Regions from separate parts of the Homo sapiens genome. Here region 2 is linked to region 1. A link is a contact called in ENCODE Hi-C or POLR2A ChIA-PET data. All regions are on one chromosome and are shown on one strand. Each heading gives the region's core, a stretch centred on a gene start or an enhancer-like site at or near the end of the contact. The rest is flanking DNA. Distances are from core to core; before and after follow the strand shown.

Evidence for each region. Hi-C counts contacts between places; a loop is a spot of excess contacts on that map. ChIA-PET counts read pairs that join two places held with the same protein, here RNA polymerase II (POLR2A). Pooled maps may share reads with other maps.
Region 2: a loop to region 1 is called in a pooled map, with 2.5 times the contacts of the local background. The contact joins two enhancer-like sites. A Hi-C loop is called at or near these places in 3 of 50 pooled maps. POLR2A ChIA-PET finds 5 or more read pairs at or near these places in 2 of 52 experiments (MCF 10A and activated CD4-positive, alpha-beta T cell).

Annotation. Positions count from the first base shown.
Region 1 is chr15:98,426,981-98,430,667 of GRCh38, reverse strand. No RefSeq gene overlaps it. Among named protein-coding and RNA genes, the nearest start is that of LINC02351, 7.8 kb to the right of the region's middle. RefSeq lists silencers at 1,994-2,288, 2,014-2,308. Within about 2 kb of position 2,172, at least 6 of the 41 ENCODE cell types and tissues checked have a DNase peak (open chromatin) inside an H3K27ac peak, as active enhancers do.
Region 2 is chr15:99,057,410-99,061,424 of GRCh38, reverse strand. No RefSeq gene overlaps it. Among named protein-coding and RNA genes, the nearest start is that of LUNAR1, 45 kb to the right of the region's middle. RefSeq lists silencers at 2,049-2,098, 2,209-2,378 and enhancers at 2,396-2,995, 2,996-3,597. Within about 2 kb of position 2,369, at least 18 of the 41 ENCODE cell types and tissues checked have a DNase peak (open chromatin) inside an H3K27ac peak, as active enhancers do.

The DNA of each region.
Region 1 (3,687 bases), core at 923-3,422:
CAGTCCTCTTCTGAGCTCTGGGGTTGGGGCCACTCATTCTCTGAGAACTCCGAGCTGGAATTGGAACGCACCTCTCTTCTACTCTGGGACCCCCAAACCTATTTGAAGACTTCTATGATGCCCTTCCCACCACTGCCCAAGTGAGCCTGGCATTTTAGACTTCAAAGCCAATAAAAATAGCAAAGGCATTTCTTTCTCTCTCCCTCCCTGGCACTCCATATCCTCACACTCAATGCAGAGCCAAACAGGGGTCTCACCCTCCAAGTGAGGGACAGACCCCTGAGCTCATCCTGTCAGTCCCCAGAGAGTCATGGTGCCCACGTTGCCCTCACATCCAGCCCCTCAGGCAGGGCCCTGGGCTGATTCTCACAGCCGGCCTCCAACCCCTGGTGGGGGGTGTGGAGTGTAGATGGTGTGGGGACCACCACTTCCTCCCTGGCCTCATGCACAGCTTGAAATCCCACAGCACAGAAATGTTTCCCTTTGAGGGTGGGTAACATGGACTTGTGTCCCAGGACTGGGAAGAGCTTGGGGTCTGGCTTCAGCCTGGCTCCTTACTCCAGAGAGGGCTGGGATGATCACTTTCCTTCTGGGTCGCCGGGGTTCTCGTTGGTGAAAGGTAGAGGATGAGTCAGGGTCTGTAAACTGGCAGCTTGAGGGTTCAAATTAGTCAGCAGATGAGACGTTTTAGGGCCTGGAAACTGCGGTCCCTTTCCTGGAGGGCATATCCCCACCACTCACTGGCCAGTGTCACTCATCTGCACTGTTGCTCTAGCCTGGTCAAGGCTTACACTTGTATCTTCTCATGGCAGCCCCCAAAGATGCTCACATGGGAATCCTGGGAACCTGTGAGTGTGTTACTGTATTAGTCTGTTTTCATGCTGCTGATAAAGACATACCTGGGACTGGGTAATTTATAAAGAAAAAGAAGTTTAATGGACTCAGTTCCACGTGGCTGGGAATCCTCACAATTATGGCAGAAGGCGAAATGCACGTCTTACATGGCAGCAGACAAGAGAGAAATGAGAACCAAGTGAAAGAGGTTTCCCCTTATGAAACCACTTGAGATAGTTAGTAGGTCTTGAGACCTATTAACTATCATGAGAACAGTATGGGGGAAGGTGCCCCGTGACTCAATTATCTCCCACTGGGTCCCTCTCACCACACATGGGAATTATGGGAGCTACAATTCATGATGAGATTTGGGTGGGGACACATCCAAACCGTATCAGTTACCTTACCTGGTAAAAGGGACTTCTCAGATGCGATTAAGCTAAAGATTGTGAGAGGGAGAGATTATCCTGGATCCTCTGGGTGGGCCCAGTGTGATCACAAGGGTTGTTTAAATGAGGGACACACAGAAAGGTTTGACTGCCAGAGAACCATCAGAGCGTCGCAGCGTGAGACACAGTCAGCCATTGCTGGGTTTGAAGATGAAGGAAGGGGCCATGAGCCAAGGAATGCAGGCCGCCTGTGTGGAAAGGACCAGGAAACAGATTCTCCCCTGGAGCCTCCAGAAGGAACCAGCTTGACCTCAGCCCAGCAAGACCTGTTTGAGACTTCTGACTTCCAGAACTGTATGGTAAGAAATCCTGGCAGTTTTAGGCCACCAAATTTGTGATAATTTCTTACAGTTGCAATGGGAAACGAGTACACTCCCTCTTATGTTCTCAGGTGGGTAACTTTGCCTCCTAACCCTGGACATTTGGCCATGTCTGGAGATATTTTTGGTTGTCACAGTTGGGTGAGAGGTGGTACTGACATCTAGTGGGTAGAGGCAGGAAAGCTCCCATAACAGAGTTATTCAGCCCGAAATGCTGTGCTAAGATTGATACCAGGCCTGAGCTCCGGTATGCGTCACATTTTGGACTGTGGACTGCCCTGACAGGCAAGTTCTTCCTTTAGAGGAAAAAACACCGCCTGCCGCAGTCAAGGCTCGGGGCACGGCCCAGGAGGTGCCCTGGAGAAGACTGAGACCCGGGTTGCAGCAGTGAGCCCCATTCTGGCTGGTGGGAGAAAACGGCGATCTCAGGACAGACTTGCGGAGAGCGCGGACTCCCGTAAAAAGAAGAGGCGCGGGCGCCTGCTCGCTGCCCGGCCGCTTTCCGAGGGAAATACCCACGGCGGCCACACGATGGCAGCCTTGCCCAAACCAAAGCCCGCCGGGCGCGCTCCGAGGTCCGCAGCCCCGAGTCGGTGCCCCCAGGCGGTGGACGCGGGGCCGCCCTCCCACAGAATCCAAGGGCGCTCGGCCTGGGTGGGCGTCTTTAGCTGCAGCTAGAAACTCTGCGCTTAACAGGGGAAAGAAACAGAGCCGCACGGACTGCACGCTCCTGCCTGCTCGTCCGCCTCGATGTAAACAGCTCATCTGTGCCAACGTGGAACTACGTTCTCCCCATCCCCACGTTTCAGTGCTGTGACAAGACAGATAACACAGCTGAGATTTATTCTTCAAAGGGGCTCGCGTGTCTTTTCTTCTTCTTTTTTTTTGACTGAGTCTCGCTCGCTCTGTCGCCCAGGCTGGAGTGCAGTGGCGATCTCGGCTCACTGCAGCCTCTGCCTCCCGGGTTCAAGCGATTCTCCTGCCTCAGCCTCCAAGCAGCTGGGACTACAGGCGTCCGCCACCACGCCCAGCTAATTTCTGTATTTTTAGTAGAAACGGGGTTTCACCATGTTGGCCAGGCTGGTCTCGAACTCGCGACCTCATGTGATCCGCCCACCTCGGTCTCCCAAAGTGCTGGGATTACGAAAAAAAAAATGTCTAGCTTTCATTGTAAGTCCAGGAGTGCAGACCCCAGATTTCCCTAATTACTTCATTAACCCCATAGACTTGCAAATAAATAAATACATACGTAAACAATTCAACTAACCCACTGCAATGCACCCTGCCTCCCTTCACCACAGGTTGAAAGTGGGGGGCCTTGAGACTCACGTATTCCTTGGGATTCCCCACCCGGGCACAAAAGCTGGGGGGTGCAGTGGGGGCCGCCCACTTTCTCCCTCTTAGCCTCTCTGGCCCTTGGGCATTCTATAGAAAACACGGGGGCCATGGGCCAAGAGGCACCCCCCGATCCAGCTGTGATCTGGACTCCCTTCTGTTCTGTGTCATCAATTTGGCCCCATTTTCATCTGTAGTTTTTTTGATGTGTTATTTGGCTTCTTTTCAGCAGCAGCAGCAGCAGCAGCCAAAATACTCTGGGGCCAGTGTGCTTCGTTTATAAAATGGGGACAGTGTCTCTCTGGAAGGATTCGCTGGGAAGATGAAGGTAAATGTGCAGCGTCCCAGGGATGCCAAGTTCACAGTGGCCCTGGCTTGCAACGATGAGAATGGAACTGGGGGTGAGAAGAGGGAAGAGAGGGAACAAGGAGGTGGAACATCCAACAGAACGTGCTGGGGCCGGGCGCCCCTACCTGCCCCCAGGGAGGTTGAACTGAGATAGCTGGGAGCTGGGGGAGGCAGACCTGGTACTTGAATTGGGGTGGGAGGGATGGAAGATGCCCTTCTAGCCCAAGAAGCCCTCCCCCTAGTTAAACCAAGCTGGGACTGGTTAACAGAGGTGCCCAAGATCCTCCCAGCCACAGGGTGCCCCATCCTCCGGGGACTACCGACTTAAGGATAGCATGCTCTCAGCTTATAGAAGTTCTAATTACTGTTTTAAAACTGGTTCATGCACTTTGGGAGGCTGA
Region 2 (4,015 bases), core at 1,120-3,619, 630 kb before region 1:
CATACCGAAAAAGATGAAACAGTCTGTGCCTCCCTTCCGAGTTCACAGTTTAGCTGACAACACAGGTACACACTCATGCCACTGAATAACCTTCCAATACAAGTTCCCACTTGTCAGAATCATGGGGAGCTGCAGCTTCCAACTTTGGGGATCAGGAAAGGCTTACGTGAAGAAAGTGGGATTTGAGCACAGCCTGGACTGTGATTAACAATAAGAAAAAAAAAGAGTTCAACAACAAAGACGACATACTTGTAAAATTAGCCACCTGAAATTCTACTGCCCAAAGGTGACCATGGTTAGCATAGCCATGAGCGCCCTTCTGCACAACCGCGGGATCCCGTTAGGCACACTCTTGTATAACCAGCTGTTTTCACTCAACAATATGTCATGGACATTTTTCCATGCCAATTATTCCCAATCTACATCACCATTTAAGCGGCCGGCAAATACTCCATTATACGGATGTATTCTAAATTAATCAAATCCCCATTGATAAACATTTAGTGTTGCGGTCAAGGGCACAGACTCTGGAGCCTCAGAGCGTGGCATCATTCCTGGCTGTGCAACTCCCCAGCTGGGTGATGGTCAGCAGAAACCTAGCATCTCTGAGAAGTTTCCTCATGTATTAAATGGAGGTGCGGTTGTCCCTCGGTATGCGTGGGGAATTGGTTCCAGGAGCCCCATACCAAAATCCACAGATGCTCAAGTTCCTTATATAAAATGGTGTGATATTTGTATATAACCTGCACACATCCTCCTGTACACTTTAAATCTCTCTGGATTACTTATAATACCCCATACAATGCCAACACTTCATTTCATTCTTGTGGATTCAATGTAGTAGTAATTGGCGCATGGCAAATTCGGGTTTTGCTTTTTGGAACTTGGCGGAATTTTTTTTTCTGGAATATTTTCCATGCATGGTTGGTTGAATCCACAGATATGGAGGGTTGGCTGTATTAATAATACAGTCCCTGGCCAGGCACGGTGGCTCACGCCTGGAATCCCAGCCCTTTGGGAGACCGCGGCGGGTGGATCATGAGGTCAGGAGTTCGAGACCAGCCTGGCCAATATGGCGAAACCCTGTCTCTACTAATAATACAAAAAATTAACCGGGCGTGGTGGCGCACATCTGTAGTCCCAGCTACTCGGGAGGCTGAATCAGGAGAATCGCTTGAACTCGGGAGGCAGAGGTTGCAGTGAGCTGAGATGGCGCCACTGCACTCCAGCCTGGGCGACAGAAAATAAAAATAAAAAATAATACAGTTCCCGCAGCATAGGGATGTTGTGAGTAGCTATTTGTAAAATGTTTAGAACAGTTTCTAGCACTTAGTAAATGCTCAGTTAAGGCCAACTACTGTTACTGTTAAGCAGGACTGTGGCCATCCTCTGTGCTTAGAAGGTCTGTCTTTGTGCACCCTTCCCAGCACCTACTTAGGATAAACACCGAGAAGTGGAATGAAATCGTCAAACAATGCACTTATTTTAAATCCTGATCAATATCATCCAATTGCCCTCCAGAAATGCACCAGCCGCTGGTGGGCAGGAGGACGCTGTGGCCGGCAGGAGGCTGCAGAGGGGACAGCCCCTGCCTCCTAACTGGAGCACCGGGGACCCTCACCAGCCATCCACACCGCCAGCGAGGTTTCCTGACTTGCCTAGCCTTCCGGGTGGCATTTTGGAATATAAAGCAGGAGGAAAATTAGCAGCAAGTCAGATTCTCTCACTTTGATTTCTAGAAGGAAAGCTAGAGTTGAGGCCGTGTTCGAAAATATAGGTCAGATCTCGGTTTCTGTGGTTACCAAACACTGTCAGCCACCAGTGACTCCCTCCCTCGGGGGCGATGCCAGGGTTCCGAGGCTGGGCAGTCGGGCCTGGCCCCCGCCGGGGTCCCCGGTCGGCTGCCCCGCGAGCCTGGAGGGTCTGCACCGGGGCGAGGGCCCGCGGGCACCCCGCCCTTCACTTCTTCTCGGGGGAGGGGCCGGAGGGCTTGGCGGAGCTGCCGACGGGGTCCGGGGTCGCGCCGATCCCGCCTGGCTCCCCGCGCCTGGGGCTGCAGGGTGGGCACGGGCCGGGCCCGCGGGAGGAGGGGGAGGCCGGGCGCCGCGGGAACAATGTGCTCGGTTGTTGCCGACTGTCAGCCTCGTTCCCGGATCCTCCTTTCCACGCCCCTTGGCCTAACTGCCGCGGGCCTGGCGCGCAGAGGGAAGAGCCCCCTTATTTGGTCTTGGAAAGAAAAGGGAAAGGTTATCCTCGGATGCCTGCGGCGTTGGGTCATCAGCCCGCCGCGGCCGGCGCGCACGCGGGAGCAGCTCCGACTCCCGCCGGCAGGGGGCGGCGCCGGGCAGCGCCGGGGAGCGGCCGCTGGAAAACAGGCGCGTAGGTTCCGCCGCGGCCGGCGCGGATCCGCTCTTGAGCGTGGGGAGGGGGTGGGGGTGGGGGTGGGGGCGGAGGGAGGGCGGGGGAGGGGGCGGCGTCACGGGCAGGGAAGAAGAGAGAAAAGAAAAAAACAAAACCTTTTTATGGCCAGTCAAGCTTCCAAAATTGGAAAACCGTTTCAGTTCGAGGCTGTGACTTTGCCATGTCGATTTCATGTGAAGCATCTGGGAGTGCGCGGAGTGGGGGAGAATAGCGGGGGGTGCGGGGTGCGGTAATCAGTGTTAAGATAAGCCGTGCCATTGGGGTGAAAGTTACTAAGATAATTGAAAAGGTACAGTTTGGGGATCGGTGTCGGCTCGGGTACTTTGCTCCCCACCCCCTTCCCTCTCTTCCCCACTCCTCCCTCCGCCCCTGCTTTTCCAGCCTCTCAGGTGAGCCTGGTGATGTGTAGCGGAGTCTCGCTCTGACCCCCAGGCTGGAGTGCGGTGGTGCGATCTCGGCTCACTGCAACCTCCGCCTCCCGGGTTCAACCGATTAGCCTCCCGAGTGGCCGGGACTACAGGCACGCGCCACCACGCCCAGCTCATTTTTGTATTTTTCGTAGAGACGGGGTTTCCCATGTTGGCTAGGATGGTCTCCATCTCTTGACCTCGTGATCCTCCCGCCTAGGCCTCCCAAAGTGCTGGGATTATGTTTCTAGCCACGTGCAGGCTGAGCCTTGCCCAACCTTCTTATTATCCTGGGCAGCTCAAAAAGGCGAAGGTGACCAAGCTGGGATTCGAACCGCGTCCTTCACGCTTCAGCGCCAAGGCTTGTTCCACGGTTAAGAGCACATTACCTCGCCAATGACTCCTCCAAATAAAGCTTGTGTAATATGTGTCATTCTTCTAAAACCTTTAAAAAAGAATCAAAACAGTAACTGGTTTGACTTTTTCAGCAGAAGGAAGCAAAAGGGCGTCAGCACCTGGAGGTGACTCTAGTGGGGAACCTGCGCCCCAGAGGTGGGAAGGAAGCCAGGGGGCATTCGTTTCGCCTCAACTGCCCCAGGGGTTCTTGTCCATCTCCAGAGAGGCTCTTGGGTAGCATCCTGCCATGGTACTTGTTACCGCACAGAGCCTTCCAAAGAGGGGCCTGGCAGGCGGGGAAGCTGTTGCTAACTTCTATTTTCTATTTTAGGCAAGTTGCAAGCAGCCCTTGTGTTTGCCTGCAGGTCTCACACGGTCCTCCGCCCCTTCTCATTGTTCCAGCTGCTTCCTGAGGTGGTTACTAATAATTGTCACTCATAAGACCTGCCTCGGGTTTCTTCATCTGGAAGGAAATTAATTTTCCAAGTCACACAATTACAGACAACTTTTAAAAGAGTCACTGAGACAGTTTCATGCTTACCTTAGATTAGATGGTTCCAGTTTATTCTTTTTTAAAAAAGAAAATTTGTGTGAACAAAATTAAATCCAAGAAACATGGTTTTTCTCTAGCTCTTTTTTTTTTGTGTGCGTGTGAAATAGTTAAAAAAAAAAAAAAAGAAAAAGAATAAAGAAAAGAAACTGCTTCTACCAGTTTTGGGGGGTTTCCAGGTTTCCAGACATTTACTTAGCTTGATACATAGTATATTTCTGTGGGAAAAGGACAGCGAGAA